2 separate regions of the Homo sapiens genome follow, and region 1 is linked to region 2. A link is a contact called in ENCODE Hi-C or POLR2A ChIA-PET data. All regions are on one chromosome and are shown on one strand. Each heading gives the region's core, a stretch centred on a gene start or an enhancer-like site at or near the end of the contact. The rest is flanking DNA. Distances are from core to core; before and after follow the strand shown. Region 1 overlaps FAM163A (family with sequence similarity 163 member A). Region 2 overlaps LOC105371635 (a long non-coding RNA gene).

What was found. A loop is a pair of places that touch in the nucleus more often than their neighbours do. ChIA-PET counts read pairs that join two places held with the same protein, here RNA polymerase II (POLR2A). Pooled maps may share reads with other maps.
Region 1: POLR2A ChIA-PET joins it to region 2 with 10 read pairs in SK-N-SH. The contact joins two enhancer-like sites. A Hi-C loop is called at or near these places in 5 of 168 maps with a recorded cell type or tissue (Caco-2, IMR-90, PC-3 and 2 more) and 3 of 50 pooled maps. POLR2A ChIA-PET finds 5 or more read pairs at or near these places in 1 of 52 experiments (SK-N-SH).

What each region holds. Positions count from the first base shown.
Region 1 is chr1:179,779,005-179,785,597 of GRCh38, reverse strand. All of the region lies in intron 1 of FAM163A (family with sequence similarity 163 member A), which reads right to left. Among named protein-coding and RNA genes, the nearest start is that of MIR12116, 22 kb to the left of the region's middle. Within about 2 kb of position 3,522, at least 2 of the 41 ENCODE cell types and tissues checked have a DNase peak (open chromatin) inside an H3K27ac peak, as active enhancers do.
Region 2 is chr1:179,705,624-179,711,623 of GRCh38, reverse strand. The region is part of intron 2 of LOC105371635 (a long non-coding RNA gene); the gene reads left to right. Among named protein-coding and RNA genes, the nearest start is that of FAM163A, 35 kb to the left of the region's middle. RefSeq lists an enhancer at 1,783-1,852. Within about 2 kb of position 1,983, at least 3 of the 41 ENCODE cell types and tissues checked have a DNase peak (open chromatin) inside an H3K27ac peak, as active enhancers do.

The DNA of each region.
Region 1 (6,593 bases), core at 2,273-4,772, 72 kb before region 2:
TCACTTATACATTGTGAAGAGATCATTTTTATGACCCCCTCCCCACTCCCCCAAAACAAAAACAACAAACCAAAACCAAAGCTGGAGTGTGGGCTGGGCTGCTGGAGGCTCAGAATTCCCAGCTACACCCAAGAGAGCAGGCTACAGAACGAAAACCCAGGGAATGCCTTTTTGATCTCCGTCTTCATGTTCTCTCATTTTATCAAAGAAAACCTCAGTTGGAAGATGTGGGTGTACAGGAGATAATGTGCTTCAGAGACTTCCACTCACAGTTTAGAAATGCCTGTATTTATAGCTTGTGCAGTGACCTTTCTAGTCGACCACAATTTATGGTTTCTTAATTGGTTTTCTGGAAACAAGCAGTGGTAACTTATATACCAGGCAAGGGAGGAGCAAATCTAATCAGTTGCCAGGGTGAGGAATGGGGGGTGGGAGTTGTGGACCAGGGGAGGCTGGATGTGTTCTCTTCACAACAGCCTTCCTGACGCACTGAATTACTGCGCCTTTAATTGATCTGGTGAATCACAGTGAGATGTTGGAGAAGCTGGGCTCTAAATGAATAATCTCTTCATGTTCTATATTTATTTGTCCTCCCACAGTGACGTCCATGGCCAAATTCTAAGGTTGGCCAGCTTTTCTTTGACATTTGGGACTACCTGCCGGGTAGCCAGGCAACAGAAGAGTCCAGTTTACCCAAGATAATTGAAGGGACAGAGATGAGGAGGATTAAAGTTACTTGTTAAGTCAGTGAAATAAAGTCATCACAAGGAAAGGAACTGGAAGGAATACTCCACACCCCCAGCATCTAGATTTTATACACTGCGACATGTCACAATTCTAGGCTATCTTCTACCTGAAAGAAATGAGTATGCTTTTTCTTTTCGGGGCATATAATAGGAATTCAGCAAATGTTAGTCTATTTTTCCTTCTGTGCTTCATGTGCGCAGGTTTTGTGCTTTCTCAAGATAAGCCCCTCAAGGGAAGATGCTATACTGTTTTCTCTGGGTCTGTTGTGTATGTATATAGGGCAATGCTGGACCAAGCAGGAAGGGACTATTGAAGGTTACACTGGAGACATGCCTGCCATGTGCCAGGCACTGCGTTAACTGTGAATTTAGTTCACCCTCACAACAGATTCTGTAATGCAGAATTGTCTTTATTTTCAGAGGATACAACAGGTTCAGAGAGGTTAAATTAACTTGTCTAGTAAGTAACTTTTCTCCAACATCCAGTAAGTTACAGAGCTGGTATGTGAACTTACACAGCGTGGCTTTGCATCTTACACTCTTACCTCCTCCACCACTGCTCTCAAAGAGGAGGCAGGTTTGGCCCAAGGTCGGGGCATAGGCAAGTTGAGCTGTGGCCAGGTTATTCCTGGTGAAGGCAGGAGGTTCTGGAAGGCCCAAGATGATAATGTGTGGAGGGCAGATTTGTTATCAATTACGCCCAACCCTGAATTGCACCCTAGCCTTCCAGGAAGCCTCCACCTGATCTGGTCACAACAGACCACAGCCAACCTATGCAGAAGGATCAGACTCTTGATGGCCTCAGAGGCAGCAGGAATCTCACCTGTATCTCTCTCCCTTGGGACTTCTATTCCAAATGTGCCCCTGGCCAGTGTTTGAACAAATTTCTGAGCCAGCTAGGTATAATCGGGAAAATGTTCCTTATAGCCAACTAGTGTATCCCATCAGGAAATACAATTTATTTTAGTTTCTCTTTTTTACTAAATTATATAAATTTATATAAAATTATACAATTTATATATATAATTATATAATATTTGGGAATTATATATTATATAATAAATTATATAATATATATATAATAAATTATATAATATATATATAATATTTGGGCTCAATTATATAAAATTTGGGAAGTATAAAAAAGTGCCAAGTGTGTGGCAGTCCTACATAGTGGCTGACGGTTAATACAAACAGGATCAGATTCTGGATTTGCTACTTAATATCTATGTAGCCATGGGTCAACTTTTAAACCTTTCCATACCTCACTTTTCTTATATACTAAGTAAGATTATCTTTTTCTATTCATTCTATTATTTCATCAGGATGTCATGGGGTAGGAAAAATAAAAAAAAGGTGTTGATCAGCTATTTTAAGTTAAAATACTTTTTAATGCACATTTAAAAAATAAACATTGTCAAACTATTTTCCCAAACGGTTTTACAAAATTTCACTGCCACCTAGCAACACAGGAGTTGTACCACAATGTTATCAACATAAGGTCATTGTTAGGATGGGTCATTAAACCCAATAAATGTTAGTTATTAACAGTAATCAACTCCCTTTCCAGAAGCAGCAACAGTTAAGTCTTTCCCCATGTTTCTACTCAGTCTTTTCCACATATTTTATTCTTCAGATAGTTGAGACTATGCTGTCTGTACAGTTTGGCATTCTGCATTTTGAATGAATGAATGAATGGCTTTTTCCTTTTTTTTTTTTTTTAAGACGGAGTTTCACTCTTGTCGCCCAGGTTGGAGTGCAATGGCACGATCTCGGCTCACTGCAACCTCTATCTCTGGGTTCAAGCAATTCTCATGCCTCAGCCTCCCAAGTAGCTGGGATTACAGGCATGCACCACCACACCGGGCTAATTTTGTACATGAATGAATGAATGGCTTTCAAACCATCCAAGTGGTTTGGGATACAAGTTGCTGGAAATGCACACAGGCTGAGGACAGAGGGGCCAACTGTGACCACGGTTTGAAGAAACGGCACCAGCCAGGGGTGGGAGGTCTGGATTGCAATGCTGACATTGCCTCTAAGAGTTGGATATTCTCAGACAAGTTTTCTCAGCTTCTCTAGGAAACAGTTGCCTCCTCTGTAACATGAAAGCGCGGACTCAGGACATTTAATGATTGCTCTGGCTCTAATGTTCTTTATTCTCAAACCAAGAAGGTGCCTGGCAGGGTGGCTTAGAACTTTGGGTTCTAGAAAGGGAAGGAGATGGCAGCAGCTTCAGGGTGCCTGGGAAGGATGATGGGCACAAGAAACTGTTCAGAACCCTGGCCAACGGCCTCTGAGAATCCAGATTCTGCGAGCAAAGCCCACCAGGCCAGCCTTACCAGTACCAGAGGAGTCTCCATCCCGTCCTGCTTGCACAAGCTTTCCCGCCCGCCAAATGAGAAGATGCTCCTGTGCTGCCCGGACCACATCACCAGGCCTCACTGTGTCCCTGCCGACCGGCCCTTCTGGTCCCCTTCTCCCCTTCCCCATCTCTGCCCCCACAGCCTTACATTAGTGTCCGTCTCATCCCCTCTACATTGGCTAATTCAATGAGTCCCAGGTCTGTTAAATTAAGCCCACTGCTGCCCCTGCCAGAATCCTCTAACAGCTCTAATTGGAAAAACAGCCTCAGCCTCTGCCTATCAAAGCTGATTATATCCATGCGCACAGAGGCCTGGTCCTTGTCCGGCATGCTCACTCCACCCGGCCCGTGAGATCATTTCGCCTGTTCCCCAGGGCTGTCTGCCAGCTGCAAAGGAGTCAGCCTGGTAGAGGCGCCTTCTCCACGTCAAGGAGCAGCAGCTGGCCTCCCAAGCCGGCCCTGATAGCATAAACAAGTTTGTGCTCATCACAGGGAACTGGAAAACAACTTGTGCTCGAAGCAAGACGTCTTTTTTTTTTTTTTTTTTTTTTTTGATACGGATTCTTGCTCTGTTGCCCAGGCTAGAGTGCAGCAGCACGATCTTGGCTCACTGTGACCTCCGCCTCCTGGGCTCAAGCGATTCTCCTGCCTCAGCCTCCCGAGTAGCTGGGATTACAGTCACCCGCCACCATGCCCAGCTAATTTTTGTATTTTTAGTAGAGACGGGGTTTCACCATGTTGGCCAGGCTGGTCTTGAACTCCTGAACTAGTGATCCTCCCGCCTGGGCCTCCCAAAGTGCTGGGATTACAGGCATGAGCCACCGCGCCTGGCCAAGACGTCATTTTTAACTAACCTGCATTTACCACCCTCATCCCTGCAATCCCAGCGGAGTCTCTCACACTGGAGGGAAGGATTTACTCCAAGTAAAGGTACACTTGCCCCAGGAAGCCATCCCAAGAGAGTATAGTCCAAGTATGTACTAATTCCCAGGTGCCTGCTCATTTGAGCCCCTTTCTCGGGGGTCAGAGCAGTCAACCAACCGAGAACTCTGTGAGGATCTAATACGTGCCCCATGCTATACTGCAGCTAGATGTGGGAGAAGGGGAGATCAGAGAGAAGTGGAATCATGCCTCCACATAAACCAGTGGGTTTTAAAAATATTTTTTGAGGTAAAATTCATATAAGATTCACACTGTCACCATCTGAAAGTGTACAATTCAGTAGTTCTTAGGATAATCACCATATTGTTGAACCATCACCACTATCAGATTCCAGAATATTTTCATCACCCTAAAAAGAAACTCTGTTCCTAGTAGGTAGTCAGGCCCCATGCTCCTCTCTCATCCAGGCCTGGGCAACCACGAATCTACTTTCACTCTCGGTTAAGCCCCTCATTTTAAAGCCATCGTGTATGCTTGCATTTCTCCCCTCGTCTCTACGGTTTTCATAACTGAGTACCACCAGACCTTTGCATGGAGCACATTAGATGCTTTTACTTCTGAGATCTCAAAACACTTAAACACTGCAGTTTCCTTGGTTCTTGCCACATATTATAATCAGCAAATGCCCTCTGTCCTGTCAACACCAAAATGATGAGAACACTCTGATTCTGTGATGAAAGTCTGGTAATACAGCTCTGGTCTAGCTGATGTAACTAGGTAGCATTAGAAGTTTAGCCAATGTCAAGAACCTTATTTTGTCAGGAAGAATGAGGCATTTTAGGCAAACATAAGAAAGCACAAAGACAGTTAATGCAAACTGTCTTGGGGCAGGTACCTGTGTAGGAATCACACAAACTTTAGCAAGTATCAAAATCACCTGGAGGACCTGTTAAAATGTGCATTGCCGGCCCCACCCAAGTTTCTGATTCAGCAGGTCTGGGGTGAGTCTTGAGAATGTGCATTTCTAACAAGTTCCCAGGTGATGCTGATGTTGCTCATCTGGGGACCACACTTCGAGAACCACTGGCATATTGACTAATGGTCACAGCAAGGAAGAACGATCACCGAGCTTATGCGTTTGGCTTTGTTTCAATTTCACTTCTTTAGGCTAACTGATAAGGTTAAAGTCTTGTCTTGATGATGGTCACTGGCAAATAACACTGTTGTATTTCTACAAGTATGTTTTATGTTCAAAATTTTCCATTTCACACTTGGGAGCCAAGATCAGTAATTCCTTAATGTGCTTGCAACAGGGCATAATCAAGTAATAAATAATTTCCTTTCTGAAGAGAAGTGTGATTGTGGATTATTTTATCCTGTCAGTTATGGTCAATCTTTGAGATCTTTACCCATAACATAAATATACATTTGCATAGTCCTGTGCCTTTTGGCCCATTATCTAGAGGGCTCTCTCCCTTGAATATGTGTCATAGTATTCACATGAACCTGCCTGGCCACAAGTGCCCATATCTTGTACTCCAGGGACAGAGCCAAGAGTCAGACTTTGGGTCACAGCCAGGGCATTCTTCAGAGCATGCAATCTTTGTGAAAACAACCATTTATAGTTTTATAGTGTTTTCATATTGTCTAACATAAAGCTCAAAACAACCTTCTCACATAAACTGGGCTGGTATTTCAAATCTATTTAGCACATACATAAACTGTGGCTTGGTTTACTGAGGTGATTTGCCCAAGATGTTCCAGTTAGTGGTGAAGCCAGGCCTCTAACCAACATATCCTCCACTTTATCATTCACGTGGATTCCCAGAGTTAAAGCTCCACTGATCTTTATGAATGCCCTGAGAGTGCCACTTGAAAACAACATAAATCTGTTTATCTACAGTAAGATAGTAAAAAGCCCATATGAGCCGATAAACAGGAAATAGGAATGCACATTACCATTTGGTTTTTAGTCTCAAATGTCTAGAAAGCCAAGATCATGCTCCCTGGAACAACTGTCTATTCATTCAATGGAAACAGCATCTTGTCACTGCCTGAGCTCTTTCTCTGAGACCCATAAATGGGGTCCCACTGGGACTTTTAAGGCTTTCAGGAGGGAGCAGGTCTCTATGCTGGCCAAGAGTCACCCACAGTCCCAAATCCCACCAGCTCTCATTAAAGTATCAGGGGCCAGGGAGGCTCTTCCAAGGCCTGCTTTAACCACAAACTGAAGGCATGATCCTGACTGCTGCAGCCTGCTTCATTCATATCCCCCTGAGCCCTGGTCTAAGCCAACTCCCTCTTCAAAAAGGCTGAAATCCAACCTATTCCTTCTACTCCTGCTACCACAGACTACTGCCAGGATAAAATATTTTATTTTGATATGACTTTTGTTGATCCTTTTCTAATAATATAAATATTGGTAAAGATAAAAGTGTAAGGAAAAGAAAAACTACCCAGATTCTTAACACCCAAATTAATCACCGTTAATATTTTCCATCATTTTTTGATATGAATGTACACTGAGAGCATTTAATTTTGTAGTAACTTTCTAAAACATAACTAGGTTTCTGTCCTGCCTAAACCTTTTGAAGGCTCCT
Region 2 (6,000 bases), core at 734-3,233:
GAAGGGTCAATGTAATGTTTTGTCCTTGGCAAAAATCTCAAGATTTTAGTTAATTCTCATATTACTTTGAGAAATAGAATAGAATCTAAGAAGGTTCTATTTGGTTCTGGTCATTCAGAGCCTCATTTTCTTATTTATTGCCTCTCCAAAAGGCAAGCACTCCAGGAAGTTATCTAAACTATTATAGTCACTAGTTTATTCCTTTTCAATTGGTTTTGTCACATTCCCTTGCTAGATAGCAATATTTTTTGGGTATTTGTTTTGTTTTTTGAGATGGAGTCTCACTCGCTTACAGCTGGGATAATAATGTTTACTGCACTGCACTCCAGGCTGGAGTGCAGTGGCGTGATCTCAGCTCACTGCAACCTCCGCCTCCTGAGTTCAAGTGGTTCTCCTGCCTCAGCCTCCTGAGTAGCTGGGACTACAGGCACACGCCACGACACCCAGCTAATTTTTGTGTTTTTTAGTAGAGACACAGTTTCACCATAATGGCTAGGCTGGTTTCGAACTCCCGACCTCGTGATCCGCCTGCCTTAGCCTCCCAAAGTGCTGGGAAGACTGAGGAATAATTTCAGACTCTAAAATGTGGAATGGGTCAGTGTCACCTAGCAAGGTCCTTGGGTGGGTTGTGATAGGGGAGGGCAGGGCAGGGGGACTTTGTGGCCACTCATGGGGCAGAACCAAATAATGGTCAGAGGGAAAAGAGCTGAAAATGAAAATTGGAGAATGTTGAGGATCAGTATGGCTCACTTCCCAGTTTTGCCAGGCCAGCTCTGCCTGACGAGATCTGCCAGGTCTATCTATGATTTTCCTCTAGAATGTTGGGTGTCATCCAAGGTGTCCTGAGTTCTAGCATCTGGTCATTTTTTACAAGAAGAAAGAACAAGCTCTTGCTGTGGGCATTTAGTTAATGCCAGGGCCGACTTTTTACCCCTCTATGCCTGGTCACAGTTGCACTAGGGAGCTACCCTCTTTAGTAAAGGATGAGCTCTTTTAGTCAATTTAATACCCTGGAGACAGGAGGTGACACAGCCTGTGTCAAACAGGCCCCCAGTAAATTTTCATTGAATTAGAAAATGACAGCTCTGTAATTTGGTGACTAGGGACATGCTGGAGGCCCACCTGGAATGAAAGGGGAAAGGGAGAAGAGAAAAGGGCATTGCAAACCATGCTCCCCTCAAGATACTTCTTTCTCCATTTTCTATTGTGTGTGTTTTAGCCATGTTAATACTACACCTCTGTAACCTGCCCTAGACTTTTCCAGCTAGCAATTGCATATTAAGATGGTATTAGGCTGGTGCAAAAGTAATTGAGGTTTTTGTCATTGAAAGTAATAGCAAAAACCGCAATTACTTTTGCACCAACATAATAATATCTTTAATCAGTAATTCCAGACCCTAATAGTGCAGAAATAAGGTGGGTCAAAAATTTACACAAGGCTGTTGAGTAAACATTATTATCCCAGCTGTAATGATTTTTTTTTTTCTCCTGGGACTTTCCAGGGGAAATGATTTTCAGCAGCAAATCTGCTTCTCTGCTCCACCTTCCTGTTGGCGTCAATGGAGACTGACGCCAACAAGCTTCCTGCGCTTTAATTCATCTCTGCTGAGCTACTGCATTGGGGTCATAGAGAGGTTACAGCAGATGTTCTTCTCACTGCTCCTGCTTAACATTCACTTTGGTTTTCTCTTGGGGGTTACCAAAGTAGGAAATAACCTGGGGGGAGATGATAGGATATAAGGGCTTGTGGCCCTTGCGGTGATTCTGGGCAGTCAGGCCCAATTCTTTTTCATTTTATCAATCAGGCAAGAACCTCAAGCTCATTGCCTGGTCCTCCTAGGTAGCATTATCTTGTTTATCCTTGTATTCTTGGAGGTCAGCACAGGAACTGGCACATAGAAAATACACACTTTTTTGTTGTTAAATAGAGGGCAATACTGAGGGTGTGGGGAATGTGGCAATTGCCTGGGCAGAGAGCTGTGGACAGTTCTGTGCCTTGAACCAGACTGTCCCACAACAAAAGGACCACTCCAGCTGAGGTGTGAGCACATTCTCCACCTCTGCCCGTAATCTCCTCTCCAGGCTGTGCACTCTCAGTTTGTTCAGATATTTATCGTAAGTTGAAACAGAGGGAATATATAATGCAATGGAAAGGAGCAAAAGCCTTTGAAATCATTCATTCACAATAAACAAACAATTATTGTGTACAGAGGTGCTATTGTTCTAGCCTCTTGGGATATGATAATGCACGAAATGGACAAAAATACCTGCCCGGTGGAGTTTAGATTCTGGTTGGTGGAGACCTACAGTTCACAATAAAAAGAATGAGTCATGTTAGAAGTCAGGTGCTATGGAAAAAAGTGGAGCAGGATTAGGGGCATTGGGAGCACAGCGTTGAGAAGTCATTTTAGAAATTACCTCTTTGAGAAGACGCAGATGCTGGAGGAAGAACAGCCAAGGCAAGAGCCCAAAGTGAGGAGCTATGCACTGGAAGAAAGTGAGGAGGCCAGTGTGGGGGAGTGCAGTGAATAAGGGGGAGATCATGGGAGATGAGGTCAAGGAGGTAACGGGGGGCATATGTAGAGCTGGTGGATATGCCTGGCAGATTTAGCAGATAAAAATTTGCAATCTCAGCTAAATTTGAATTTCAGATAATAATTTTAAAAATACAGATATGCCTCAAATATTGCATGAAACCATACTTAAACTAGAAAGTTATTAGCTGTTTACCTGAAATCCGTATTTAACTGGGCATCCTGCATTGTCTTTGGCAACACCGCTGTGGACCATTGTAAGGACTCTGAGTAAGACTGGGAGCCCTCAGGGGGCCTTGGGCAGAGGAGGGATGCCAGCTGCCTTGGAGCTTGAAAGGGCCCCTCTGGCTGCTTTGTGGAGAGCAGAGTGAGAGAGCACTGTGGACAGCAGGGAAGCCAGACAAGGCTGCGAAGTGGTCCAGGCTCAGTACAGTAACTCTGACCTGGTGGTGGAGGTAGGGTTGGTGAGAAGCCGGCAGATTCCAGACACATTTTGGAAGCATAGCCAACAGGATTTCCTATAGATGTAGATGGTAGTTAAAGCCAGGAGACTGGGGGAATTCCCAAGAGAATGAGGCCTGGTGCCCTGCAGCATTAAGAGGCCAGGAAAAAGAGGAGGAGGCACAAAAGATGCTAAGGCTTTGACCAATGAGTACGAGGAAACCCTAGAGAATGAGATGTGCTGGGAGGACAGAAAGTGTCAGGGAGGAGGATTGTCAAGTGTATCAAATGCTACTGATAAGTCAGATGGGATGACTGAGGGCTGACTAGTGGATTCAGCATGGAGTTGCTGGAGACCTTGACAGGAGCAGTTTTGGTGGAGTGGTGTAGGTGGAACTGGAATTGGTTTAATAGGTAATCGGAGAAGTATAAGAAGATAATATGGGCAACTCTTTGGCGAAATCTGACTTATTTAAGGTCCTACCACTTACTAGCGTGATTCTTGGTAAATAATTTTCTGATCCTCAAGTTTTTCCTCTTGTAAAAAAAAGAATAGTAACAAGGATGCTGTAAATATTAAATATGTAAAAGTTTTGGCATATAATGAGCATTTAGTAATTGGATATTAAGATTATTGTAATACAATATTAATTTCTGACATGATGTTGGCAAAATGCATTTCTGTGCCTTGATTTCCTTATCTGTAAAATGGGAGTAATAACACCACCTACCCCATGGTGCTGTTGCAAGGATTACATGATGTAATCTATATAAAAGCACACAGAATAAACAGCTTGTGGCACATATGAACTCCATAAAACTCTTATTATCCGATCAGTTCTCTTGTGAATGCTGGTCTATCTTCTTTGTAAACGTTTTGCTTCCTAGAAGCCAACAGAGGTGTAGAACTTATCAAACTACTCCCTTGTCTTATATACTATCCTTGTGTTAATGTGATTTAAACTTTAGTTGGCAGCAGCCTCTGCTGTTTTGCAATTTGTAAAGTCCTCTGTAAGTGATGGTTATTAGAGCTGACTCCTGATGTGAGTTAAAACCAGGCTCTGACCACAGAATTTGCTTGTCTTCATTTGAGAGTGAAGTCACAAGGGTTAATCAGTTTTCCATCTCACCGAGAATCTGGTGAGCAAATAGTCATATTACAGGATGCAGAATTCCTACAGGCATTCTTGTTTTTGTTTTTTGAGATGGAGTTTCACTCTTGTTGCCCATGCTGGAGTGCAATGGCGCGATCTCGGCTCACCACAACCTCTGCCTCCCAGGTTGAAGTGGTTCTCCTGCCTCAGCCTCCCGAGTACCTGGGATTACAGGCATGCACCTCCACACCTGGCTAATTTTGTATTTTTAGTAGAGATGGGGTTTCTCCAGGTTGGTCAGGCTGGTCTTGAACTCCCAACCTCAGGTGATCTGCCCACCTCGGCCTCCCAAAATGCTGGGATTACAGGCATGAGCCACTGCGCCCGGCCTCCTGCAGGCATTCTTAATCATTTTTGAGAATCTGAGCAAGCCAAGAACCTTCCCCCAGAAAGGCAGACAAACACAAAACTTAATGCCCTGGAATTAAAAAAATCATTTTAAAGACTAAAAAATGTGCCAAAATTGTAAAAATTTTCTATTTTTTCCTATAGCAGTAATTTATAAAGGAGGTGAAAACACATCTGCATGGAAAGGCCAAAATAAAGATGGCAAAGTGATTTTTTTTTCTTAAAACTTTTTCAATGCAGCAAGATAGAATCAGTACTTGTAGCTTCTGAAAGAGATTAGGGGTTGTTGGTGTTTCCCCACCACCTTCAAAGAATAGATAACTATACAGTATTAAAGTTTAAGTTCTGTAAAAAGGGAGTGCTCTGTGGCCATTTCCTGGAGGGTAAAATTAGAAAGGGAAATTTTAATCTGTGGGAAGATCACACATTAAGAACCTATTTCCAATGAATTCATGTTCTAGGTCACTTAACTTGTTTTTTTTTTTCTTCCAAGTAAAAAGAGGGGTTGGATGAAGTTAGCTCTTAGCTCCATTTTTAACTCTAAAACCTGCGATGAAACACACAAGGGAAGGATTTTTAGCAGCTGGCCTGGCAACAGAACTCCTGTCCTAGAGCGCCACCTAGCAGCAAGGAAAAAGCAAAACCCTCTAAAGAATAATTAATTTGACTTTAGAACAAAACAATTTTTTAAAAATCCAGCTTTGGTGAAGTAGTCCCCTCACCAAGTCTACTCTGAGGAGTAATTCAGGTAGAGAAATCCTGGGCTTATCATCTCCAAGTTGAAAACTCGAATGAGGTTTTCACACACTACTTTGCCCTGGCTCTCCGTTTTAGCAGCTGCTGCTGAAAGCTCAGCTATCCGGGCAGTATTACCAACTAACCCTCGGCCAATGCCCTTATGACACCAAACACTCCTTATGACACCCTGACACTCCTAAAGACTCATTTCAAAGACAACAGCAAATTCAGTTTTGTTAAGATTTCACAAAGGTTCCAATGATATCAGTTTATCTTGCCCAATCAATGTCATGGCATGAACAAACAAAAGAAGAGTTGCCACCGGCTTCACTGTTGGGAAGGTTGTTTCGACTCTCCCCACGTTGCCATCCGTTTGGCCAGTATTGTGAGAGGGGAAAAAAGCCATCACAATTCAAGTATTGTTCATGATATGGCCCACATTACATTTTTTACAATATTTGGTAGGAAAATACCACTATGGGAGATAAAAGAATATAGAACTTACATAGTGGATAATCAAATTCAGATGAGTTACAGTAACCTATTGCTACTCTATTTCACTTATTAAAAATAAAATTACTTTCTAACATAGGAGTTCTCAGCTTCTTATGCCCATGCTCGCATGTCTGAGGGATAAAACCCTTGGATATGTCACAGTGGCTGTCACTTTCATTTGGGAAGAAAGAATTGCAATTCATGGCATACAGGGCGGTCTTTGGTATGTCTGAAGAACAAAGAGAAGGTTGGGGGTTTTATAAAAAAGAGAAATGTGGCCAGGTGCAGTG